2 separate regions of the Homo sapiens genome follow, and region 1 is linked to region 2. Evidence: read pairs that join two places in POLR2A ChIA-PET (ENCODE). Cell type or tissue: PC-9. All regions are shown on one strand. Links, peaks and the distances in the headings refer to the core of each region. The heading gives the core; the rest is flanking DNA.

The links. Peaks named below come from ENCODE experiments on the same cell type or tissue, not always from the same donor. Only the 100,000 strongest peaks of a DNase experiment are listed, where the experiment ranks them.
Region 1: POLR2A ChIA-PET joins it to region 2 with 19 read pairs; 2 of 35 experiments call an interaction of 5 or more read pairs at or near these places.

What each region holds. Positions count from the first base shown.
Region 1 is chr5:79,850,690-79,856,069 of GRCh38, forward strand. No RefSeq gene overlaps it. Among named protein-coding and RNA genes, the nearest start is that of LINC01455, 83 kb to the right of the region's middle. In PC-9, for the core only: a CTCF peak has its summit at 3,520 (motif pointing left); no DNase peak of the experiment used is centred there.
Region 2 is chr5:79,630,872-79,636,251 of GRCh38, forward strand. The region is part of intron 4 of TENT2 (terminal nucleotidyltransferase 2); the gene reads left to right. Among named protein-coding and RNA genes, the nearest start is that of TENT2, 21 kb to the left of the region's middle. In PC-9, for the core only: no CTCF peak of the experiment used is centred there; no DNase peak of the experiment used is centred there; H3K27ac peaks cover 560 bases.

The DNA.
Region 1 (5,380 bases), core at 146-5,145, 220 kb after region 2:
TCACTCAGACAAAGGGAAATAAAAGACAACTTTCATCAAGACTAAGCTGCATCTCCCAGCCAGGCAGCCATCGTCAGTGCCTAGGAATGTCTGTTCTGGGACGCAGGGTCCAATTTGCCTCATTAGCCGGGACGCTGCACCTGCATTGGACAGGAATATGGTCCAAATTTGGAGGCCTAAGAGGAGAAAATCTAAGCCAACCTCTGTTGCTTCCAGAAGATTCCAGTCTTATGAAGTGAGACATCTGTCTCATTTGGGGTCAGATAACCACTGGACCCCAAGTTTACGAACATAGATACTTTGCAGTAAGCCAAGGGGCTTCCAAGAAATATGGCTGGTCTCAGAGTTGAACTGTGTTTGGGTTGACAGTGGCCTTTTAAATTCTCTGGCATCACCAGAGCCTGGCTGATGGGACCTTGCCTTTAATCAACACCGAGTAAAGAAACCTTCCAGGTGTGGGCTGGGGCTGCAGGGTACGGACTTTCCTGCTGTGTTCTCCTCCCCCTTGAGATGTCGGGGGACAAGGGCTTGGTTTGAGGTTTCCCGTGTGTTTCTTTGATGGAAGCACTGGGACCTTTGAAAATCAATCAGTAATATTCCTTCTGATTGGGGAAATCAGGGAGAGCAAACTGATCCCTATCTTTAAGGAAAGGTGGGATTTAGGCCAACATTTCTCACATCTGATTGCAGCTTAGAATTGCATGGGGCAGAGCAGTTAAAAAACTAACGCGTGGGATCTATCCAGACATTTCTCATGTAATTGTCTGGGGTGAGGCTCAGACATCCAATATTGTTTCTAAATCTCTTTAGCTGACGTTAATTGGCCAGGGTTGAGACACTCGGATTTCAGGTCCTCAACCGAAAAGAGAGTTTGTGTGTGCACTGTGTCCTGTCTCTCTAATTAGATGATAAACTCCTGGAGAGCAAGGATGGGGCCCCGTGTTTGGCATCTTCTCCCGCAGGGTTTAATGGAGTGCTGTACACCTTGGGTTCTCAATAAGCATTTAAATACAAATGCTTGGATGCATGAGCAAACAGCATTACTCTCTCAGAAATCTCATCCACTTGAGGCAGTGACAACTATTTTAAATACACTGCAATGCAGAGGCCCCTTTAAGGATGTCTGGGCCAGCTGGCCCTGCCACAATTACACTCAGCACCATTGTAACTGCTGAAGAAATGTCTAGACAGAAAAACCTTCCAGGCAATGAAAGGTAGAAGGTGTTTAGGGTGTATATATATATGTATATATTTAATTTTTGTTTTTGGCGAGTCTCAGGTAAAGAAAACAGAGAAGCCTCATCATAGGCAGATTATTTCCTTCTGTGACTTGCTGGGGAGGATTATCTCATTATCTGATTTTCCTTAGGGAAGTAAGACAAGACAATAGTGTCCCTTGTCTAAAAACTTCTGGAAGGATCCTCTGCAATTATCTAGATATACCATTATGATTCAAGTACCTGCGGGTCTGACCACTTCATTGATAAAGAAGGTTTATTAAGGAAATTAACAAAATCACCAGAAAATAGAGAGGTAAGTAAGAAGAACAAGTCAAGAGAGGGTGGAACTGGAGTTTAGAATGAAACCTTCCAATACAAGCCGTCTTTGCTAAATAACACTATCATCCATAGACTTTATTTTTAAAAAATGATGAGCATTTTGAATTTTAAAGGAAGCAAACACAACAGGGAGGAATTATGAATCAAGAATTTGATTGAGACTGGATGAAGCATCACAATTAAGCGCTTAAAATACCATAAAAAGTAAATTTCTTGCCTTCCTTTTCCTTCTGCTTTTTTTCCTTTCTCTTCTTTCCTCCCTCCCTTCCTTTTCTTAACACTAATTGAGCTGAGAAGCAAAACTTACCATCACATTTACTCAAAATGGTCATGATCTAATGGGGGAGACAGGAGGTGGCATCAGGAGCTCCGGCCCAGGGTAGAATGTGAGATGCTCCCAAAGGGAAGGGAGCTTTGCAAAGGGGACAAGATGTTTTAGAAAGAGGAGAAGCAGCATTCACAGATGAGTCCGGAACAGATTCTCAGAATCTGAAAGGCCATCTAAGGCCAACTTATCCAGGGTCCCTTATGGGATCCTAAACTGTCAGTGGTTTTATGACCTTTCTTCAGTATCTGTAGTCATTCAATTGCCAGACAGGTCAGCATCCCAAAGACAAATGATAGACAAAGTCTGTATCTGTCGATATCCATCAGGACTTCTTTGGTTATAAGAGACAGGAAATTGACAACCTGGTTGAAGCAAAAAAGGTAAAGGTAATTGAGTGCCTCATAGCACTGAAATGTTCAGAAAATAGTCCTGGCTTCAGTCGAGACTGAATGTAGGGGCTCAAATGACATCTACTCTGAATCTCTCAGCTTTGCTTCCCTCAGGTGTTGCTTCCTTGTTAGGCAGGCTTTCCCCTTGTGAAGGCAAGACAGCCACCACCTGCCCAAAGCTCCTGTCTGCTCAGCAACCCAGGCGGAAGAGGGCAGCTCTTTCCTGCTAGCCTTGGGCAACTCTCAGGCCAGCTGGAGTCAGGGCTGATGCCTAGACTAATCACTGTGGCCAGGGATGGAGGACACGAATGGACCAGGCCTGCTACAGAAACACCCCTGGGGCCAGACAGCGGACACAGCTCCACCCAAATCATTGAGAGTAGGGATGGGGCTGCTCCCCAAAACAAAACCTGGGGACTGAGACCAGAAGGGGCAATGGGCTCTGGCCAGTCAAAAACAACCCAAGTCCCCTTCAGTACAAAACACATACATCTATAAATCAGAAGAACAATTCATAGGAAAAATAAAGTAAAAAGGTAAAAATTCCCCCCCAAATCCCACAGCGTATATATAATGAACATATTTGCATTCAAAACCTTTTTCCTGTTCCTAAGCTAAAATGCCCCTCTACAGTTCTTATCCAATGACCCTAACTCCACCTTCCTTAGCTACATAGCAAAGGTTAACTCCTTTTAGAAAGCAGAAGACACCCTCCAAATGTTTGAAGACAGCTCTCATGTCCCTGCCAAGTCTTCCTTTCAGCCCAGTATTCTACCTGTGCCTCAGTTGTTCTGGTTTCCTGACCCACTGGGTCATGGCCGTGATCCTGCCTGAGGCTGGCTGCAGTTGGTCCATTCCTTCTTGACATGAGCTGCCTGGATCAGACCTCAATCCTTGATAGTGTGGATGGGCAAAAGGGGGCTGCCATTTCCCTTGCTCCGCATACCACCTTTTGTTCACAAAGCCTCTGATGACATTCACTCTCTTGGCAGCTCTGGCCCTCTGCTGGTTCATGCAGAGCCCAGAGTCCACCCAAACTCCCAAAAGCCTAAGTCCTCCCCAGAACACCTAGCCTCCCCCATTCCACACCACTGAATTCACAATTTGAACCTCAATGCAGGATATTGCAGGATATCACATGCATGTTGACTAAGCTTTCTGGTTGTTCCATTTTGGTTTGCTTTAGTTCCAGCCCGAGAGATGGTGTAGAGCCCCCTACTGCCACGCATGTGTCAGCTCTCTGACTCAATGGGAGTCAGAAGCACGTTGACCCAGGTGTGAGTCATAGGTGGGAGGGTGACAGGACCGAGCCAAGGCTACAGCACACACGTAGAGTGCTCACCTTGTTCAGCACACACTTAGAGTGTTCACCTTGGGTTGGCACCAGTGTGAGCATCTGTGGATGACCAGCTCTGATGCTCGCAAACTGTGCTGCCATCTATGCTGTACTTCCCTATCTGGTCACTAGAGGAAAGGAGATGACCTTTAGCCTGGGGTGAAAGTGGCTGGAATTTCAATAGAGATGGGGAGTGGGACTGGGGGCGATTTCTAGGTGTCAGAGCTCCACATATAAAACATGAGAGAGGGAAAGGCAGCCACCCTTGAGAGAGAAGCCCCTGAAGAGAGGGAACAGGTAGGGAATAAGCAGACGGCGAGAACCCTGAGGGCCTGCGTGTCAGTGAGGAGCCCGCCATTCAAGACGTTTGGAGCAGAGGCCTGATGGACTCGGAACTGCCCTATAGGAATACCCCGGGCTGCTGGGCAGGGAGGAGTGAGGCCACAGTAGCAGACTAGAATCTACATAAAGGAAGTTAAAGTCCCTAATCAGGACATAATGGTGGTGAGGATAGGGTGGGGGAACAGAGAAAAGGCATTCCAGAAATCAACTCAAAAGGACTTCGCAACTGTGTGTGTTTTGGGGCTGAACTGGGAGGTATAGAGAAAGAGTGATTAAAGATAACCCTAGGGTTTTAAACCAGAGGAAACTGGAAAGTGTTAATACCTGGATCAAAATTAGAATAATCAGAAAGAGCAATGGATTTGGAAAAAGAGAAATTGTGAAGGAAGAATTAGACTTTAGGTAAGTCGGTAGTATTGGTGGGATTCTGATGATGAGTGGCAGGTGGTTAGAAAAATGAGGGCAGGCATTTGTGGAGAAGTTGGAATTGGAGGTGACAATTTGGTTTGTTATATAGAAATAAGAATTGAAGCTTCAGAATTGGTGTGTTCAATATGGAAGAATGTGAATGCTGGTGAGGGCTGTGGACAGGTAAGTTGCGAGTGATAAAGTATTCTGCAATGGAAATTTCTATCATTAGCATCAGGATCCCATGCATGAGATAGGAGGAGAATAAAAAACCAATGAAGGAGAAAGAGAATGTAGGTGGAAATCTGAGATACTGCAGATCATCATAACCATAATTTGTCAAGACTTTTTTTTGCAAGTGATAAGAAACAATTCAAATTGGTTTAATAAAAAAAGAGATATATTGCCTCATATAACTGGTAAGTCCAGGGTAGTCCACATTCAGACGCATTCAGTGGCTCAAAGACATTGAGACTTATTTTTACTCCTACGCTGTATTCTACTTTCCTCTGTTGGCTCAGGACTCTTCTCTTTATGGTGACAAAATAGCAGTCAGGAACTCCATTCTATCTTCTGCCGCAGGAGGAACAAACAGTTCCAATGGTTGCCATTACATGCTCACCTCTGAGCCAATCTCTGGGGCCAAGAGGTGGCTATGCTCGGATGTGAAGCCACACTCAGCTCTGACTTGCTGGTCTTGGAGAGAGCAGCACCTCAACCTGGACACTGAAAATGGGATGCTGAGGGTGGGAGAGGGTTGGTTCCCTAGAGGAACACTGGGGTGCTGCTCCCAGAAGAAGGTAGAATTGACACAACCAAGACAGTGACTATCCACTACAGAAACCAAGGGAAGAACTTCAGGGAGGGTTGTAGTCAACAGTGACAAATGATGCGGAGAGGATGACGAAGAGAAGTGAATGGGCACAGACTTCAGACATGGTGGCTGAGTCATTTGTTTCTTTCAAAGATTGTAAATATGTGAGGAAAACAGATTTTAGTGGGTGAAGGGATGGGTGGG
Region 2 (5,380 bases), core at 211-5,210:
TGCACTATGGAGAGTAGATTGAAGTTGAGCAAGCATGGATGTAGGGAAGTTGTACTGTAGTATTTCAAGTGAGAGGCAATGGTACTTGAATTAGGAAATGCTAGTAGTTAAGATGAAGAGAAATTGATGGATTTAAGCTGTATTTTAGAGGTGGAATCCATAACATTTGATGATATATTAGATTACAGTGTCTAAGCCTCTACAATATCGACATTTTAGGCCAGCTTACTTTGGTGTGGAGGGGCTGTCCTGTGTACCCTACTACATTTAGTAGCATTCCTGCCACCAATCCCCAGTTGTGACAGCCCAAAATGCCTATGGACATTGCCAGTCATCCTCTGGGGCAAAATTGCCCTAGTTGAAAACCATTGGGTTCGATTGAGAAGAAGGTTTTGAGGATTACACTCAAGTTTCTGGCTTCTACAGCTGGTGGCCTCATTTGCTGAGACAGAATAGAATGGAAGAGGAGGAAGATTTATATGTGTGCTTAATAGGGATTGACTCATGAGTCTGTGGACATGTGCCTTTAAGAAGCTTTTGAAGCATCAGAGTGGATATTTAGCATTGATAGTTGAATATACTGTGTATAGATCTGGAATTCAGAGGTTATTCATTGGCTAGAAATGTGTATTTGGCCATCATCAGCATACAGATGGTAATTGAAGCCCCAGGAAGAGAGTCTATGTCCAAGACTCGTTGAAATCGGTTGAGGAAAGAATAGGAGAACAAATGCAAACTAAGATTATACACAACTGTTTTGGGACATTTGGCAGTGAAAGGGAGGAGCAAAAGGTGTGAAGTTAGGACAGGCTTTTTTTGGTAAGGTGGGAGAAACTCTGGTCACAAATAAATGTTTGTGGGGAAGATTCATAGAGAGGAAAGAGGTTGACCACTCTGGAAAGAAAAGAACAATCATGAATAAGGTTTCCCACAAGGTGGAAGGGGAATGAGTCCTGTGTATAGGTGGAGTGATTGGCCTTAGGTAAGAGAAAAACTTTTTTGAACTGGCTGATAGGAGGAGAGGATAGGTATAGATACAGGGAAATTTGTAGATACGGTAGGGAGAAGTTAGTGGAGTTTCCAGAGTTGAATGGCATCTTCCCGTTTTCTCTCTCAATTACTATGCAAGATAATCTGTTGAGACTGGAGAAGATAAAGTAGGATATCAGAGGTTTGAGAATAGTGGAGAATGTTTGAAATACCATTTACTGAATGTAGGGAATCAAACTGACCAGAGAAACAGAGTGCAGAAGGTTTGAAACATTTTCTGGGTAGTATAGAGGGCTCACTTAAGATTGGTAATAATGAATTCATTAATAATAATAGTGAGTCAGTCAGCTGAATCTGCCAGCTCCAGGGAAAGATTTTGTTAGAAGTTTTTTTAACTACTTTGAGGATAAACATAAAGAATTGAATTTTGAAAATGAATACCCTCTGAGTTTAAATTTTTTCATGAGTTTTTTTTGTCTTTTTTAAGTTACTGTGTTAACAACTCTTTAAAGTAGAAATCTGAGTTATTCCTGAATTTTAACTTTTGTTTTTACTCTAGGTTTTAGAAGAATATATGGTTTTCTGCACAAAAATGAGAATGTAATCAGTTATCTAAGCCCCTGAATTCCATCTACAGTATTAAATTGTTCTTTGAAATTTCTGGTTAGTAGAAGGTATTATGTGAATTGACTTATTTGATTTTGAATTTTGAGTTGAAATGAGGTTAGGCTGAGGTTTTTCTTGGTATTGATTGTAAAATAAAAAGACAATTATTAAAGAATTGTTAAATTCCCTGTGTAATGTTAAATTTGAGAAGGGGCAAATTTTATGGAGCTTCTTGGCATCCTTGGAAGAACAGTTTGGGGATAGTTATCTTACAGATCTCTAAAGGACTCTGTCTTTTTAATTTATGTGTTTGTCAGAAAAATTCAAAAACCACTGAGATATAAATTTACATAGAACACCTAAGAGAGAACTCAGACAAAAGAGATCAAATAAAAACTTGTTTTTTTCCTATCTTTCTTTTTTGGGCAATTCTTTGGCCAAGTTCAGGTAATAGTAGGCGCCTAAAGTAATCAGACTTCAGGGGGAAAACAATCAGTAATCCAAACTGCCTTCTCAACCCACCAGTTTATAAATTAAGAATACTCCAACTTTGTCCTTACACAAAAACATAGTAATTTAACACACAAGAAGTGGGTTGTTTTAGGCATGACATTTTTCTAGTTCTATTTTGTTTCAGAATTGTTTAATTTGATGGGAAAGGGAATTGACTGTGAAGAATGAATTTAAACTTTTATTACACATCTGGCTTTATTTTCCTCAGAAAATTAATACCAGCTCTTTCTATAGCTACACGTAACAAAGATTAAGGCAATGAGAGAGCCTGAGAAATTGCCAGTTTTTATTGCAATGTTTATATGCTATAATGACCTGTTTTCTGGACCATAGTTTAATTTTATTTCTCCCATTTTGAAAGCTCATTGCTGATTGTGTTTGTAGATAGCACTTAGGCAAAAAAAATTTACATTGTAGTATATGATTAGGTCTCGGTATTTCCAGCTAAAAAGTTTTTTTTTTTTTTTTTTTTTTTTTGAGACAGAGTTTCGCTCTTGTTGCCCAGGCTGGAGTGCAATGGCTTGATCTCAGCTCACTGCAATCTCCGTCTCCTGGGTTCAAACGGTTCTGGGATTACAGGCATGCGCCACCATGCCCGGCTAATTTTGTGTTTTTAGTAGAGACGGGGTTTCTCCATGTTGGTCAGGCTGGTCTCGAACTGCCAACCTCAGGTGATCCACCCACCTTAGTCTCCCAAAGTGCTGGAATTACAGGCATGAGCCACTGTGCCAGGCTAAAAAGTTTTTTTTTTTTTTTTTTCCACTTTCTTTTACTCAAGGGCCCAGCTATCAGGGACAGGTGGTGAACTGCTGAGTATACCATGTGAAGGTTATACAGTGTTAAATACCATGTGAGAGCTTTATATATTGGTACATATAAAAACTTTTCTGGGGCTGGGTGCAGTGGCTCACGCCTGTAATCCCAGCACTTTGGGAGGCCGAGGCGGGCAGATCACGAGGTCAGGAGATCGAGACCATCCTGGCTAACATGGTGAAACCCCGTCTCTACTAAAAATACAAAAAAAAAAAAAAAAAAAAAATTAGCTGGACCTGGTGGCGGACGCCTATAGTCCCAGCTACTCGGGAGAATGGCATGAACCTGGAAGGCGGAGCTTGCAGTGAGCCGAATCGTGCCACTGCACTCCAGCCTGGGCAACAGAGTGAGACTCCGTCTCAAAAAAAAAAAAAAAAAAACTTTCTGAATCCCAGCCAGCACTTCACGTGTCCTTATGGCTTGTGTTGACTTCAGACAATGGCAATTTTATTGGTATTTAATTTGACCTTGACTTTGAGGACAAGTTACAATATTTTTTAGGAAAAATGAACATTCACATTTGGAAGAAATATTTATTTTTATTTATTTATTTTATTTTTTGAGATGGAGTCTTGCTCTGTTGCCCAGGCTAGAGTGCAGTGGTGTGGTCTTGACTCACTGCAACCTCTGCCTCCCAGGTTCAAGTGATTCTCCGGCCTCAGCCTCTCAAGTAGCTTGGACTACAGGCACCTGTCACCATGACTGGCTGATTTTTTTGTATTTTTAGTAGAGATGGGGTTTCATCATCTTGGTCAGGCTGGTCTCGAACTCCTGACCTCAAGTGATCTGCCCGCCTTGGCCTCCCAGAGTGCTGGGATTTCAGATGTGAGCCACTGCGCCTGGCCAGAAATATTTATTTTAATATTTTAGGCTACGTATAAGTAAATTTTTTGTGTAGTGAGAAATAGACTAATTAATTTTATAGTGATAGATCTTGGTAGATAGCCTAAGCAGTTAATTTTATAATGATAGATCTTGGTAGGTAGCCTAAGCAGATAATATTGTAGTGATTTAGACAAGTTTAAGAATAATCCACTTTATATATATGTTGTTGGAGGGATTTTTTTTTTTTTGAGATGGGGTCTTACTAAGTTACCCAGGCTATTCTTGAACTCCTGGGCTCAAGCTATGTTGCTGCCTCAGCCTCCTCAGTAGCTGATACTACCGGCATTTGCCACTGTACCTGGCTTGGAATAGTTTTTTTAAACTAAAAATTAGGAAAAATTTACCCCAGAATTAAAGAATATTTTTGGAGTGCCATTATGCATGGTCAGCTTGTTATTACATATATGATCTAAATCGTATATGATTTTTAGCCAAGGATATTTCATATTATACATTCCTCCTCTCTATTTTTTTAAGAACTATAACAACAGTGAGCCATCTCCTGGAATATTTCTCTAAATTAAAGCACCAGAAATGTTGTTTCAACATATATGTGCATTTCTCTTTTTGTCTCATCTGAACTCTCAATGTTTGTTCTAGGGTAAAGTAATATGATTTGATAATGTGAATCCCCAAGTTAATGGGTAGATAATGACGAAAATTCTTTCACATAAAAACTCATTAAATCTCCATTATAGTAGTCCTTGGGAAAGAAAAAGTGTTTCCATGCATGTAAAAAATGGAGAGGAACAAGAATATGGAATTTCATATTTTCCAGTCATTGTAAATTTTTTAACATGTGACTGTTTCTACATTAACAAGGTCATTCAGATGAAAGAACTTTATAAATATAATAACATTTCACTTGGGCATTGTGAAGGAATTTTTTTTTTGGAGACAGAGTCTTGCTCTGTTGCCCAGGCTGGAGTGCAGTTGCGCGATCTCGGCTCATTGCAACCTCTGCCTCCAGGGTTCAAGCGATTCTCCTGCCTCAGCCTCCGGAGTAGCTGAGACTACAGGTGCATGCCACCACACCTGGCTAATTTTTTGTATTTTAGTAGAGACAGGGTTTAACCGTTGTTGCTCAGGCTGGTCTTGAACTCCTGAGCTCCGGCAGTCCGCCCACCTTGGCCTCCCAAAGTGCTAGGATTACAGGCGTGAGCTACCTTGCCCAGCCAAGAAATTTATTTTGCTATTCAACAAATACTGAGTACCTACGGTGAATTCTAGGATTATGTTGATCTGATCTGCCTGATTCTCTACATCAGGGGTTGGCAGAAGGGCCAGATAGTAAATATTTAGGCACGTGGGCTATGTAGGTCCTCTGTTGCATATTCTTTTTTCTTTTCTTTTTAACAATGACTAAAAGTAGAAATTATTTAGCTTGCTGCCTATACTTGGCCTAAATAGTTCGCCAACCCTGCTCTAGGTCAGTAAAACTTAATCCTTCAAGTATCATGTAAAATTTTATGTTAGCCACTTTTACTGGAGATCTTTTTCACATTTGTTACAAACTTGGACACTTTTCTTTTTAGCTTTTTATTATGGAAAATATCAAACCATATACTAGAGA